Linked DNA regions of Mus musculus: region 2 is linked to region 1. Evidence: chromatin loops called from intact Hi-C (ENCODE). Cell type or tissue: heart. All regions are shown on one strand. Links, peaks and the distances in the headings refer to the core of each region. The heading gives the core; the rest is flanking DNA.

The links. Hi-C counts contacts between places; a loop is a spot of excess contacts. Peaks named below come from ENCODE experiments on the same cell type or tissue, not always from the same donor. Only the 100,000 strongest peaks of a DNase experiment are listed, where the experiment ranks them.
Region 2: it touches region 1 in a loop (6-fold over the local background); 8 of 42 quality-filtered maps call a loop at or near these places.

Annotation. Positions count from the first base shown.
Region 1 is chr6:8,733,066-8,741,065 of GRCm38, reverse strand. Ica1 (islet cell autoantigen 1) reads left to right here. Exons shown (of 14, transcript NM_010492.3): 6 at 3,851-4,049. Among named protein-coding and RNA genes, the nearest start is that of Ica1, 41 kb to the left of the region's middle. In heart, for the core only: CTCF peaks have their summits at 2,430 (motif pointing right) and 4,705 (motif pointing right); no DNase peak of the experiment used is centred there; H3K27ac peaks cover 887 bases.
Region 2 is chr6:8,827,789-8,836,336 of GRCm38, reverse strand. No RefSeq gene overlaps it. Among named protein-coding and RNA genes, the nearest start is that of Gm38765, 26 kb to the right of the region's middle. In heart, for the core only: a CTCF peak has its summit at 4,919 (motif pointing right); no DNase peak of the experiment used is centred there.

The DNA of each region.
Region 1 (8,000 bases), core at 1-8,000:
CACTCTGGTTCTTGCTATATTTGGACCCTGTCTTGTATGCAGTGGCAGCAGTCATAATTGAATATTGCCGTTGCCAGCTGTTCTCTACCACAGTTTAAGTTTTTTTAAAGTATTTTCTTAAAATCTTGAATTGTACCTTTAATGCTTAAAACAAACAAACAAACCAAAAAGAGAAAAGCTCTAAAACAAGTGCATTATAACCCCCTTGGTAGATAATTCTTTTGTGTACATAGCCTCTTTCAATATTATATGGATAATTGATTGCTGGCAAATCAGAGAATAAATGTTCTAATGTTTAGATTGTAAGTTTCACTGATTTCAGTGAGAAAACGTTTAAGTGTGCCTATGTACCAAAACTATGAAAAACAGTGTTAAAATCCAGATCACATTGAGGGTTACTATTATTAATCACATTTGCTATTCTATCTTACGACTACCCAGTTACAGTCTGTATGACTGCATACCAAAATGACCCCACAAAGGATCCATATATAGCACCTTAAGTTACTGTTCTCTTAAACCCCCTCTCTTTCTCTTCCTCAATCTCTCAGTCTCTGTCTCAATCTCTCTATCCCTCCACCTCTTCCCCCCCTCTCTCTCTTACACACACACACACACACACACACACACACACACACACACACACCAGTATAAACAATCAAGAAAACAATGCAAATGCTTGAAAGTGTCTACCATAGACTAGCAGTCAGCAGTCTCCACTGATTTAATGAGGTGCGACCAGCTCATTGGGAAGGTGGCCTCTTCCACAGTGGCGTTGCTTTCACAGCTGCTTGCCAGCTACATGAAGTCACACTTTAGTTCTCCTCAATGTGAAGGAGGCAGGAAAACCCCATAAAATCACTCTGAATGTGAAGTCTTAGTTGAGTGAACATGGTTTAGAGTATTCCAGAATGTTTTTTTTTTAAGATTTATTTTAACTGTATGTGTGTGTGTGTGTGTGTGCCTATGTATGTATGTGCACAGACAGGTGATTACAGAGGCCAGGGGAGAGTTCAGGCCAGGGGCAGCTGGAGTTACAGGTAGTTGTGAGCCACTGACATGGGGCCTAAGAACTGAACTTGGTCTTCTGTGAGCTGTATTTGCTCTTAACTGGTAAGCCAAATTTCCAGTCCTGCTGAATATGTTTTTAGCACAAACAGCACCACAGCAGATAGATTTTGTATGTAACAGTGTATGGTAATAACTTAACAAATTGATGTTTTATTAAATAATGGTAATCTTTTAGATTTTCATTGTGTAGATACAGGATCCTATTACCTGGGCAATGCTCTGATATACTCAACCTGAGCCTCCTTGATTTTTTGTTTTAAGGGTGGTGTGTGTGTGTGTGTGTGTGTGTGTGTGTGTGTGTGTGTGTTCAGGTCTTCTGCAAGAGTAGTACTCACTTTTAACCACTTGAATCTAGGCCCTCTAATATTTAACTTTCCCTACTAAGAATAAATATCTTGGTGTAGCCCTTTAGTTATTTTGTTAACTATTCCCACTGGGTAGATTTTCATAAGTGAAAGGAGATTCAAGCCTGCATTGAAGGATGATATTTCCAGTTAGGAGGAATGGCTTTCTTTGATGTAGACCCCTTAGACTCCAGTGAATGGCCTGTCGCCATTCTGATTTATATGGGGTGGTGGCAGAGATGAGGTTTTGTATGTGCCTTTTTAAATTTTCAAACGCCGTGTTATTGTAATTTTAAGGTATCTGCATAATGCCCTGCATTCCAAGGGGTTGAGAGTAGTTTATTCACAGTATTCATCATCAGCAAATGTAGGAAAGTGGACAAAATCTAAAGGAAGAGAAAAGGAGTCAGAATGTGAGCAGCATCCCCTGGGAGCCATCTGAGGACTGTTTATCTTCAAATAGACGTCCGCCATGCTATAAACCTTCATAGACATCCGCCATGCTATAAACCTTCACACTGGTGATGCTTTGCATCTGCCACATGTTATGCTGGATGTAAAGCACATATTAAATGAAAACCAAACTTATTTCAAGGTACAGAGACATGACTTTTTGAGAAGACTTCTAACATCTAGGTAGGACAGTGTGGACTAGCTGCTATCATAGATGTGATCTACATTTAAAACAATACCTGTAGGTGACAGGAAACCTGGGCAAAACAGGAAAAGATATTTCTTTTTCTTAAGATTTATTATAGCATTTATAATTTCAGAGTACTGCAGACCTATAAGGCATTGGAGACACAAATGCAGCTACCAGAATCTCACTTCAGCTTACCTTACCAATACCGCTGTTCCCTTTGGCTCAGTAATGTTGCATGCAGATGGGATCCGAAATAATTTATCTTGTGTTTAATGTTTTCACCTTTGTTCTGAAACTTCATAGAGAATATGTTTTATGTGACTGGCGTGACCGTTTAGTGGCTAAGAGTGTGTATTGTTCCTGCTAAGTCCCCAAGTTTGATTCTTACCACCAGGTGGCTCACAACCACCCAAATCTCCAAGTTCAGGGAACCTGACATCTTTTGCCTCCAAGAGCGCCTACATTCACACACAGACACACACCACATTCACACACAGACACACACCTACATTCACACACAGACACACACCACATTCACACACAGACACACACCTACATTCACACACAGACACACACCTACATTCACACACAGACACACAACTACATTCACACACAGACACACACCACATTCACACACAGACACACACCACATTCACACACAGACACACACCACATTCACACACAGACACACACCACAACAGAGATAACTCAAAATAAAACCAAGTGCTTGAAAAAAGAATGTTTTCAAAATGTAAGTCATCTGACATTGCTTCACTGGTTTCAAATATGGAAGAAGCAGTCTTTTGTAACCCAAATAAATATTTTACCTAAAGTTATGGTATGCTTTCCTTTATATATATATGTATGTATATATAAATGGCAGTTTTTATGGCCAACAGTTACTGTCATGATAATTTTACACTTGTACAGTATACATTCATTTTGGCGTGCTCTTTGTTTACTGGCAATGCTTGAGAAGGAACCCAGGTCTTTGCCAGTGCCAGGCAAATCCTGAACCACGGAGATGAAGCTCTGACCCTCTCTTCCTCCCTCCCTCCCTCTCTTCTTTTCTCTCTTTCCCTCTCTTTCTTTTAAGCCAGGATCTCAGGTAGGCAGGTCTGCTGAGGACAACCTTGAACTTCTAACACGCCTGTCCTCTGCCTGGATTAAGCTGGATACCACCAGCCCTGGTTTCCTGTATTTGTGACAATGGAATCATATAGCCTATCTGAAAAAACTGACACACACTGTAGACCCTCAGTAACTGTGGCTTTCTTCTTTCCCAACTCACTTAAGAAAAAGTCCAAGCCTTAGTCTTGTTTCCACTAGAACAAACTGTAGGTTTTGATTGAGGTGTAATAAAGGTGGCCAGGTCAAGGATACCCAAGTCATGCCTATCCCATTCCACCCTCCACACAGGGCCCAAAATTCAGCAACAGAAGAGACGGAGTAGCCAGGAATGGAAACAGGAATGGCCACGCTGTGACTATCCTTCACTGACACGGGCTTGTTGCAACTTCAAATAAATACTGTCCAGGCCTGAGGCCGCCCAGCAACACAAATGGAGTGCTTCCCAATGGTCCAGTTCACTGAAAATGAAAGGATCAGAATGTGGGCAATCTCTGGTTGATCCCACCTTCACTCACATTTTGATTAGTATCTGTCTCCTGACAAGACATGTGCGTTTTAGACAGTGGTCTAAGTTCATGGGTTTATGATGCGTGCAGAATATCAGAATTTGGAACTGTTCTTTTCCTTTGTTTTATGATTATATCTATGCCCTCTTGTACAGGTTGGCCTTGAGAAACCCTTTGTGTCGATTTCACCAAGAAGTAGAAACTTTTAGACATCGGGCCATCTCTGATACCTGGCTGACAGTGAACCGCATGGAGCAGTACAGGACAGAATACAGAGGAGCGTTGTTGTGGATGAAGGATGTGTCTCAGGAACTTGATCCAGACCTCTACAAGCAAATGGAGAAGTTCAGGAAGGTAAGAAGTTTTTTGAGGGTTGTCAAAATGGCCACCTTGCTAGAAGGCAACCAAGTGTGATTTGAATCCCTCTGGTAAAACAGACATAACTCAAAAGCACCAAGGATACAATTAACCATTGCTGACATTTTTTTAAAAATGTGACAGAATAGCAATTAATGTGATATATAATTCTCTAAGGATAAGAGAGGAGACAGCTGGAAATTGCTGGGATTTTGTAGCTGGTTTTAATTGAAGTCAGATTTTCATATAATGTGCACTTTTTTTTATAAGGTTGTCACTTGTAGATGTCTCTTCATGCATAACTAAAAATCCAGAGCACATACATCTAGAAAGTGAAACTAGGCTGTTTAACAAGTCTTTCTAATTGATGATTCATGTTGAAACCAGCAAAACAATAACAGTTCTTTTATGACATATTCAGAGGCTCTGGGATATAGTTGTGTGGTTAGCTAGAATGGTATTGACTCTCCCTGCTATTGATCCCTTCAGAAATTTCTCTGAGCAACATTAGAGCAAAAGAAAATGAATATTCTGTTTAATTTTCCTGAGGAATAATAATCTTCGGTTCCTTAAAAAAGAAAAAAATAAGAAGAAAAATTACATTGTGTTAATGTAGCCAGTCGGAGCCTTTTGTCCACAGGAATCCAACCTACCACTGGGTGGCAGCCGTACACTGAACATGTGAACATGTGGCCTGATTCTGTAGTGGTTTGTACAATCTTGGTAGTTCTTTGTTTGGGCAACTGAGTGTGTTTTAGGGCATAAAAGAAAAAAAGGGGCCAAATGTTGGGCTTGGCATAATATTGTGTCAACTCCCTTAGTCACTTCAACTGATCCATTCATAATTAGAAATGTTGTTTAAAAGGCTTAGACTCCTTTTTAGGGACATCACTTTGGAACTATGAACCTGGAACCCTGGCTGGTATGTAGAAGGTTGAGCCGGGAGTCAAGGAACAGACCAAAAGAGCTTCTCTTGTTCAAGACAGTGGTCACTGCTTCTTGACCTAGGTACTAGAGCAACAGAAATTCCTCTGGAAGTTTTTCTTGGTTTGTAGTTCAGACTCCCTCCCTGTGAAGGGAACCAGCCTCATTTTCTCTCCTTTTTTTTTTTTTTTTTTTTTTTTAACATGTCAGCATAAGCCTTCTCTGAAAGGCAGGCTGGCTGCCCAGGCAGAGGTGAGACTGTGAAGTTTATCTCATCTTCGAAGAAGATGTAAATGGAACTCATTCATCCTTTGAAAGAGAAAAAAAATATCAGACGTCATGGTAGTAAACAAATCAAATGTTTTTGGTTCGGTAACTAGATGCTGGTGACCCCAGGCTGTTTTGCAAGTTTTCTGACTTCGTAATTAGGCCAGTCATTTATTTTGTCATTAGTATTTTATTTGGGGATTGAGGATAATGGGGGTGGAATTGGTATTAGGAAAAAGAAAGAATGAGAGAAAAAAAAAAAACTGACTCCAGAGCACATTGCTGATGACGTGCAGCCTTAATGTTTACCATAATCAACACACATTTTTTTTTCTTTTGTAGAAAGACCCATGGTAGGTAGCTAACCTGAGGTCGAACAAGGAAATGGAAGCCAGAATCTTTGAAAATAGATACAATTTCCCCACCAAGAGACAAAGGAAGTCAAACAGTATACCTAGAAGTGGCACAGGCAGTTTCATAGTAACACCTGCTTGCAAGCCCTTTGTTCAGTGCAGAGTTTCTGGGTCCCTCCAGTGTGCCAGGACAAGAAAACAGTTATTCTGGAAGGCCAAAGAATTTTGTGGGTGTTTGTGTTTATCTGGTTTTGTTTGGTGGGAGGTGGTTGCTAGCTGTTTAAGACTGAAACAGAAACCAAGTTCTTCGTCATTTGGTTTGAACATAGAAACATTTGCCATCGTTTAATGCCATCAATCTCCATCCTGGAAAATATGGGTAGGTTTGGTTTTTATTTTGAATCCTTTACTGCGAAGTAGTAGCTGAAGCTGTGCCTGCCCCCCCTAATCCTGTGTGTGCTGGATTCAATTTAATAGCTGGATGTGGTGAACTTGGACTTGGGGATAGAATATTTTTGAGAGAAGAGTGATCTTCAAGCGTAATTTTTGGTTATTCTTGACTCGAGGAGAACAGGAGACTGCATTGGTTCTCTCCAGAGCCTAACCCCAGAGTCAGTCCTGTGCCCAGCCCCAAGTTGGCACTTACATGGCAAGTCTTCCAGGCAGAGTCTAAGGGGCCAGAGGACCTCTCCTTAGATCACTTACCATCCCCATTGCATGTAGGTGACCTCCTGGTGCCTTGGAAATCAGCATATGTGATTGCTCAGGTAAAAACAAAAAGCAGGACTGTGTGGTTTGCTGCTGTCTCTGGAATGCTCTAAAATGCAAGTTTTCGGTTCTGCTACAGTGTATTTGCAAATTAACTCTACGTTAGCTTTAGAGTCCTGTGCAGGTGAGATCCCATCTTAAATAGAGTCTCTGTTTATCTCCCAGGAGTGTGTTACCTAAGTCACTGGCCTCAAAGACTCAAGGTGTGTCTGTAAGGCATTGTCTCCTCAGCTTTACCTCCTCCTCCCCAGTGCAGCTGATAAAGCCAGGACTTCACGTATTCTAGAGGAGACAAAGTTCTAATTTTTACTTTCATGGTTATGACCCCCTATTTGGAATTTTCAGAATGTGTCCATTCATTCATTTGCATAGTCAACAAATGATATTGAAGCCCAGTTACATGCCAGCTACCACAGAGGAGTGTAGCTCCTGTCTCGTGTGATCATTTGGGCATGAGACAAGTAAACAGGAGGCAGTGTGTTGAATGGTCATCTGAGTTGAAATAGTACTACAAATAAAAAATCTAGACAGGGCATCCCAGATGAGGCAGCACCCCTCCCCCCAACAATAACAAAGAATGAACAATAGTATGGTAGTTCTTGTTTGTCAACTTGACGTCTAGAATCACCTAGGAGCTGGTCTCTGGGCTGAGCCTGACAAGATAGTGTTATCTTAATTACATTCATTGATGTGGGGAGACCCATCTTAATTGTAGACTGAACCATTTCATGGCTTGGGTCCTGGAGTGAATGAAGAAAAGAGGGAGAGTTGAGAGAGCAGACGATTTTCTTCTGCCTGTGAGAGCAATATGACCAGCTACTTCAAGCTCCTGCCGCCTTGATTTGCTTTTATGATAGGCTGTGCCTTGAACAATAAGCTAAAAGAAACCCATCCGCCATACAGTTGCTTTTGTCAACAGAAAAGAAACCAAGACAAATAGAAAGGACCTGGACAGAGGGGTGGGAAACAGCAGTGGTTAGCTGAGGAGTCAATGTGGGCAAAGGCCCGAGGTAGAAGCAATAGAACTCCTAGAAGCAGCATCAAGTGATGTAAATGTAGAGACATAGGTGCCTAAGCAACATGGCCTGAGAGACAAGCAAGACTAGAGAAAGAGATATAGATACACAGACACACATGCACATGCGCGAATGCGTGTACGCGCGCACACGCAAACATATTCTAGGCCTTCTAGGATCTGTGAGTGATATATGGTGGGATTCTTAGACCTGTCTGACTCCATTTGAAAGTACAAAATACACACACACACACACACACACACACACACACACACACACACACACAAATCTGTAAGGAGGGAGTGGAAAAAGTGTTGAGAAAGGGATGGGTGTTACAAAATTTGTGTTCACAACTCAGTCAGATGTCATGTTAGAACAGGGAGCAGAAGAGTAGAAACCAAATAAAATATGGCACACCTGGGTCCTGGCAGGATGAAGACCAGAGAGAAACACAGTCTGACCTCTGGTAGACTCAGTAAAGCGTCACTTTGATTACAAAGCCAGAATAAACATAAATGAAAGTCAAATTGGAAGGGAATTTTCACCTCCAACATTGGGTTAATTTCCCCCCCTAGCATTTCTCAAATGTCTTGAAACCTTTTATACAGCACAGTCACGAG
Region 2 (8,548 bases), core at 244-8,243, 95 kb before region 1:
GTCTTGAAAGCCAGGAAAATTCAGATAACATGTCTTTATGTTGATTGTAATGATTCAGTAGAAAAGGAATATTAATTATGCAAGATAGAAAGGTGATTTGATGTCTGTGGCCCACGTTAACTCCAAAGTCGGTGCAGATGTCCAGGGTCTGTGCTGTAGCCTGGGGTCATATTTATCTGAGTGACCTGCACCACCACCTGAGGCCATGGTGATGTTTGTGGTCCATGCTGCCCCGATGGCCTTGTCTGGCAGGTTCAAGGTTCTACAGCAGTCACAGAAACCCTGTGGAGGCTCACGAGCCTTGCTTCTGATGACTGTGAAGAGCACAGAGGCTAATTTTTCTGTGACATCATTAACTGCACAGGCACAGCTGAGAGGAAGAGACCTGGAAGGCTACTTTGACAACATCTACTCTCAACTCAACCCTTTCCTCCCTCAAAAAATGAACAGCTTAGGCAAGAAGCGACCAAAGATAACTCTTAAAACATGTCATCAGAATGCTGAAGATTAGCTCTCCACAACTGATGACTTCTGGCTCAGTTCTATTCAAGGTGCAGGCCGCTGAGAGTTTAACTATGCTCTAGTGAGTATATAGATAACACAAACTGGACTTGGGTTTTTTTCTTTCTTTCTTATTTTTATTTTTAACATTTTTTGAGGGGTGGGAGGGGGAGTCACAAAGCAGGGACAGAAATGGAAGGACTAGGAAGTGAATGTGATCAGGGTGCATGATGTGACATTCCCAGAGAATCAACAAAAATGTTATGTCAGAAAAACAACAAAACATGGAAAGGTAGAGTGCTCAGGGAAGAGGTAATAGAGTGAAAAGTCTACAAAAGAAGCAAAAGTTTCATAATGAGATCAGAAATAAGAAATCGCATATCAGTATTGTACATGAAGGTTGTTGATCCACTCCACTGCTGCTGCTGTTCTTGGTGATCATCCCATGATACTACTACCTTCAATATACTGGGGTCTTCTGCTACAACTGGCCTTCATCAACAGCCTCTCATAGGCTCTCTTCATGGTGCCAAGTCTCAACTCCTTTGCATGACCCCTTCAGTTCTGGGCCATCAACTGCAACTGAGGCTGCACCTTCACCAATGGCCTTCCAAGGCTTCTCACAGTGCCAAGCCTCAGCTACTCTCCATGACTCCTTCATGCCTTCAAAACCAGTACCACCTGGGTGACTCTTACACATTACCAAGTCCAGCTGCAGCATGTGGTACAACCTTGATTATCTCTGGAACACAGCTTCTTTGTGCTCTCAGAGAACATTTCCCAGAAGATTTCACCTCAGTGATGCTGGCCTCTTCTTAACCACCATTAATTTCTTAGCTCCAGCTAACCAGCATCAATTGTCCCAGTAGTTCCTTCTATTTTGGACTCCAAAGCCAGAGCTACATGTCCAAAGCTGCCCAGTTCTGATTCTTGCTGGGGCTGGAACACGGCCCCCTTGTTCTACATTATCACCAGCTTTATGTTTTCCAACTCTTTCACTGCCTAAGCTTGGCTGTCCTGAACTTGATCCATAGACTGACTTTGAACTCAGAGATCTGTGTGCCTGCCTCCTAAGCACTGGGATTAAAGGTGTGGTTGGTCCACCAAGTCTGGATTTAAGTTTTTCTTCACCTAGATCTTGCTATGTTTTAGGCTGGCCTTGAATTTAGAGACCTGCTTGTCTTTATCTCCTGGGATTAAAGGCTAGTACTACACCATGCCTGGACCTAAATTTAGCTGGGTAGGATCTTGCCCCAAGGTCACTACTCCCTTAATTCAAGTTAAGATCCTTGAACACAGAATTCACCTCCATTTCACCTCCTGGTGCCCCTTTAATACTTGAACCATTATATTTTATATTTTTCCTTTCTCAACTTGCTAGGCTTGTTTAAAATGCTCTTCATGAGATTTAACCAGAGAACAAAGTCTATGATGGGCCTTTCTGAGGCTTCCTTAGTCAATGTAACTAGTCTGAGTCTCTTCACCTTAGCCTCAGGCAAACTCTTTAGACAAGGGCAAAAAGTAGCCACATTCTTCACCAAAATAGCACAAAACAAAAACAAAAACAAAAAAACAGTCTCTAAGCCACATATCTAAATCCTCCACAGAAACCTCTTAGGCCAGGTCCTCACAATTCAAATCACTCTCAGTAGCAAAGTCTCCCATATTCCTACTAGGATAATCCATTAAGTCCCATTTAAAGCATTCCACTGCTTTCCAAATCCAAAGTTCCAAACTTCACATTCTTCTAAACAAAAGCATGATTAGGCCTATCACAGCAATATCCCACTCCTGGTACCAACTTCTGTCTTAGCTAGGGTTTTACTGCTGTGAACAGACACCATGACCAATGCAAGTCTTATAAAGGACAATATTTAATTGGGGCTGACTTACAGGTTCAGAGATTCAATCCATTATCATCAAGGTGGGAGGGAGCATGGCAGCATTCAGGCAGGTGTGATGCAGAAGGAGCTGAGAGTTCTACATCTGCATCTGAAGGCTGCTAGCAGAATACTAACTTCCAGGCAGCTAGGGTCTTACGCTCACACCCACAGTGACACACCTACTCCAAAAAGGCCATACCTCCTAATAGTGCCACTCCCTGGGCCAAGCATATACAAACCTTCATACCTACCAAAAAAAATTCCAACAAAGGAAAACAGTATGAGAGAAATCCTTGGATAGGATAAAGTTTTAAAACCCTGGTATAGATAGAACTCTATGGATGAGGTTAGAAAAGAAAGCAAAGGTCACAGAGACAGGAGTGTGTTGTAAGAGGCTGTGTTGTAGGAGGCTCTTAGAGGATCTTCAGCCCCACAGCCAGTAAGCAGCAATTCTAAACAATGTCTACATGGAAGGCAATAAGAGTTAACTCACACAATGTCCTTGATTAGGGACCAGCAGCTCTCTTACTGTCCCTTCTGCCCTTCCTGTGTGTCTAAATTCATCTTCCTCTTCCTACACAGAGGAAGGTGATTTGGGAACAATATTTTAGAAAGACGGGTATAACGATCAGTTTTACTTTGTGCCTAATATTTAAGAAAGAACCTACTGGTTATTCCAGCATGCCTGCTGACTTAAGTGTCTCTGACTCAGTGTAGAAATGAATAGATGATAGCAAAGCTAACTGCTGCTCTAAATAGCAAAGACTATAAATGATTCATGCAGAAAATGGTTAGTGTTCCCAGAGTAAATATTTCCCCACAGTCATTTATAAATAATTGAGACTTCTGTTTGAGCCACCTGTCTGCCTGTGTTCCTAAGGAAACTAAAGTGAATACAGAGCTGACTGTGACTGACTCCACTTCCTTCTTCAAAAGCCATGGTGAACAAAGATGAAGAGGTTTTCTACACATTCTCCCTCGCTGAATCATTTTTGTTGTTGTTGTTGTTGTTGTTGTTTTTGTTGTTTTTTTTTTTTTGTTGTTGTTTTTGGTCACAGATATTCCAGAAGCCATAAAAAGTGCTAAAAAAAAAAAAAAAAAAAAGAGTTGCTGAGGAGGGGCTGGACAATGTGCCTTCTGGAGGCATTGAGTGGGTTGTGAAAATGAATGCTACAGAGTCTAAGGATCCGGGTGGGTTCAGTGTGTGTGTGTGCGTGTGTTCATATGTGCCAGCATTCATATGTATGAATGTAGTCATACACATGGCATACAGTATATTCAGAGGTTAAAGGACAAACTTGGGTGTTATTCCTTACCTTGTTAGAAGCAAGGCTTCTTTGATTTTTTTTTTTTTCTGTACACATCAGGTTGGCTGAAGTGACTTTCTGGGGGCTCCCCTATCTCCCATCCTATTTCCTCATAGGAGCACTGGGACAACCGATGCCTGTGCTATGAGTCTAGCTTCTATTTAGGTTCTGGGGATTTGGACTCAGGTCTCTGTACCTTCTGAGTGAGCAGTTTTACTCATTGAGCCATTGTCCCAGCCAAGAAACTGAATTCAGTCCCTTACTGTGGTCCTTATTAGAGTCTTAGGAAAATTCTTGTACATACTAAGACCTGATTTTTTTTCATGTATGTTTGTATGTATGTATGTATGTTTGTAATATGTATGTATAATAGGGAAAAGCAGCAAATGGCCAATAATAATAATAATAATATTTTAAGTGACTTCATAAATTCCTGTGTGAAAAAAAAAGAGAAAAATAGGACATTATAGAAAAGACTGGGAATAATGGAATTCTGAGACAACAGTTGGAGAGAGACTAAGAGGAGGGAGATGGTCACTGTAAGCTAATGGGAGCATTACCATTACACATGGAAAATGTGAGGTCAGACACTAAGCATTCCATAGAGATTTGTTCACACACACTCATGTACAAAAACTACAGACATGGTCTAAGGGAAGGAGAGCTGAGAGTCAGATCAGGGGTATGCACCTGCTATGGCAGAAGGAACTAAAAAATTAAGCTAGATGAAAGAAACAAAAACCAAAGTTCACCTTGCTTCTTTTTACAAAAGGATGCTAGAACTTCAGGCTACGGTGAACTCCAAGCCAGGCCTGCAACAACCCAAGCCTCTTGTCTGAACCCCAATTTTGCATCAGTCCTGATGCCCAGCATGGAGGCTGGCAGAGAATGGGTCTTGGGTGAATGACAGAATAAAGCTAATTAACTTATTTTAAAATGTAAAGTGGCAGAAATCCCAGCAACTGCAGGGCAATACAATCTTCTAGTAGAAAGTAGCTACAAAGACAAAACAATTTAGAGTCTTATTGATTGTGTTATCTAAAAGGCGAGGGGGTTGGATTTTCAAAGGACCATTCACATTTTTTTAAATTCATTTGTTTATATAAACAAAAAAATATCAGTAAGATTCCCAACTGGCCTTTGATACTTTAACATGAGAAAAGCAGCCATTTTAAAACTTACTGGGGAAGCCCGAAGGATGCTAATAGTCATTGGTATATGCAGCCACCAGATGTCACTATTGGTTTAAACAAATATGCCAAATCTAGCTCCAGGCTATTTTGAGTGTGTGTTTTGTTTTGTTTTGTTTTGTTTTGTTTTGTTTTGTTTTGCTTTGTTTTGTTTTGTTTTGTTTTGTTGTTTTGTTTTGTTTTGCTGTATCTTCAGATCCTAGCAGTGCATCCCCAAGCCATGTCAGGAAGTAAGGATCTAATTACTTCCTGGTGGAAAAATCAGAACTGTGTCTGGAACCCCAAACACTTTCTAGTCCTTTTCTTGTTTCAAGTTTTTGTTTTGTTTTTCCATGCTTTTCAAATAAACAAGCCCAGTGACTCCCTTAGGCTAGAGTGCTGCTGCTGTAAAGATTCATTATCAAAATAATTGCCCGTGTCAAGTGTTAGTGTTTGCCCATTGGCCTTTTTAAAAATTCTGCTATATGCATTGGCAAGAAGACCTTCACAAAAAACTTGTTCATCAAAGTCTATTTAAAACTTTTTTTTTTTATATAGGTGACAATGATGCAGTGGTCCCTGAATGCAGTTTATCCTTGTGAAATCTCAGATGAGTTGCTCATTGAATGGGCAGGCATACCTGAGATTGGTTTCTAGTTTCTCTATTACTTAAAAAGATGACCTGTTGTACTCTGTCCCTAACCTTTCATTCATTTCTGTTATAGGCCAGGAAGGTGTCCTCCATTTACACAAGTTCATATTATCTCCAACAGGTCTCTTGTATCAGTGAGCTCACTTAAGTATTCCAACAAGAATTTGATTCTCTCTGTCCTTCCCACCTTCAGGACTTACACTCAAGTCTCTGCAACAAAATGTCTAATACCTTTCTATTCCCCATAGAGATACATCCTGGAAGTTGTTCACCACGTGGAAACATTGAGTCCTGCACTATGAAAACCCCAAATGAACTGTGCATGGCAAATGTTGGGACCCAAACACCAAGGACAAGGAGAAAACAGAGACCCACATGCACCCGGAACACAGAGGAAGAGCCTGCCAAGGAGGCATTTGCTGCTGCCTTGTTTGGGTGAAATTGTGTGATTCTAGTATTGTGACTTTTTTTTTATGGCCGTGTGCTTTTGCTTTTGTTTTATTTGATAGGAGAACTCTGCTCAATATTCAAAGTGACAAGGAGTTGTGAGTCAAGATGATGCAAAGCACAAGGTTGGTTGGCTTTTCTCCTAGAGGTCATCGTCTGAGTTGGAATACCAAGTGGACCTACAAACAGCATTAAAGATCATTTAAGTTTGCTCAGTGCTGTCACTGTCTAGATTCCTGCCTGTGTTGCTGCTTTTTATCTGTAAGATGCCGCCAGTGGGCCACTCAGACATTCAGTGTTGTCATGACACATTGCTGGTCAATGAGTTGAGGAATTCGGAACTTAGGAAATCATGTACTGCTATTCCTTTGCAAATGAGATGCATATTACAGCCATTAACATAACTGTATCGATCTGACTTCATGTTTTCAGTGGAGTGTAGAGTAGAAATATAAAACTGACAGATAGGAGCCAGGTGAAGACATGGGGTTTTCATGATGGGTCATCAATCATGGAGCCTCAATAAAAAGCATCTGAGATAATTGCTGTGATCTGCAAAGAGTATGTGATGTAAGTTTCATGAACATTCTCTTTTTTTCTTTAATAGAAAATCTTGCACATCTTACCCAGATTGAATCTTTTCCTGGTAGCTCCTTTGATCTCTTTTTAAAGAGGTGGTTTAAAGTAGGTCATTTATCACATAAACCCTGAGAGATTTCAACCACAGCCTTGGACCTTCATGCTTGAATCCTACTCCAGAGATTTAGATTTAATTGGCCTGGGTATGCTGGAGTCGTCAGACATTTAAAAGCTTCCCACGAGAGTCTAATGGGTGGGCAGAGATGAGAAACACTCCTCTAAACTTCACATTGTATACTTGCATATTTTAATGCACTGCTGTTTTGCTAGTCTCAATGTTATTGTAAGTGGGTTTACTCCACAGTTCAACTTTTACATTGTGGGGTGGGGGAGCTAAAAACACCTCACAGCCAAGCAAAAGAAAAACCATAGAGAATAAATGTACTTGTGCCCATCTTTGAATTCATAAATTTCATGGCAAAACTTCCAAAAGTGATTTTTCTATTATTTATAATTTTACCTTTTATTAGATATAGATTAGTTTCATATAGTGTATTCTGATCATGATTTTCTGTCCCTTAACTACTCCAAGACTCATTCAAATCTAAATCATTTTCTCTCTCCCTCCCTCTCTCTCTCTCTCATTAGATAACAAACAGGCAACAACAAAAATCAATGGAATGGTACAAAATAAACAGGGAAAAGGGAGCCAAAGGGGGGAAAATACAAGAAACATGCACAATCACACACTCACACATACAGAAATCCCATAAAAAAAAAAAAAAAAAAAAAAACAACAAAAAACCATAAACTCAGCTGATTGATCATAAGGACTAACTTTACCAATAAGCCAATCATTATTGACAAATCCTACTGAATGGGCTACTAGGAAGTCTGTCTAATGTGGATAAAATAGATCCTTCATTGCCCTTGAAGGGCAATGGCAACATAAAGTTCCTACTACCTACTGTAAGCTCCAGGCAGACCGGTTCCCGGATCCACGGATACCACACACACACACACACACACACACACACACACACACACACACACACACACACAAAACTTATTTTTAATACGCTTTAGCTCAGTGGCTGGGCTCTTCTAAGCCTCTCTCTGCAAACGTGCCCTTCTCTTCGCTCCCAGCTCAACATCTCTAAATTTTCCCTCACCTTTAGTTGCTCAGTTATCTTTAGTCCTAGCTCAGCACCCTAAATCTGCCCTCACCTTAGTTGCGTTTCTAATCTCCTGCCTGCTGCCCCAGGTCCAGTCAGGGAACCAGTCAATGTCCACCCCACCTTAGATCTCACTTGGCTGGTGGCTCTTTCTCCCTCAGAAGCATGGCGACTCTTTTCTCCTATGTCTGACAGCCTGCCTGCGGAGGAAAATAGAAGTCCCACCTCTTTTGCCCAACCACTGGCTGCTAGCATCTTTGTTGATTGATCAAGGACCAATTGGAAAACAGGACCTTCAGGATTCACACCCACATTCCCAGTCAGAGCTTCAGAACCACCCTCTACAGGCATGGCTCATTCCTGAACCCCGTCTCTCTTTGCCTGCTTCTTGACTGTCATACATGATGAACAGCTTTTCTCTACAGTGCCCTTCCTCTTGTTGGTTCTCTCCTGACACAAGTCTAAACGTAATATAACTATCTAAAACTTAAAGTTTTTAAATGGCCAGAATCAATTTTACACATGTATATGACGTGCTTTGGTCGACTCTACCCTCTCCCACCTCCCTCCGGTTCAAATCCTCCCTTATTGCTACAACATTTTTCCCTCCCCCTGAGTCCTTTAAGGTTGCCAGAGTATATATAAGTATTGCAAATACTCACTATAGCGTTGGTAACCTATCACAAACTGCATCACCCAAAATACTGACTCTCACTCCCTCGGTAATCATCAGTTGAAAACAGCCCCTCAGCCAGCGGCGGTATTCAAAAGCAACCTTCCTAACTGTCCTCATGTCTAGCAGTCTTTACTTAACTTTGGCACGTCTTTTTTTTTT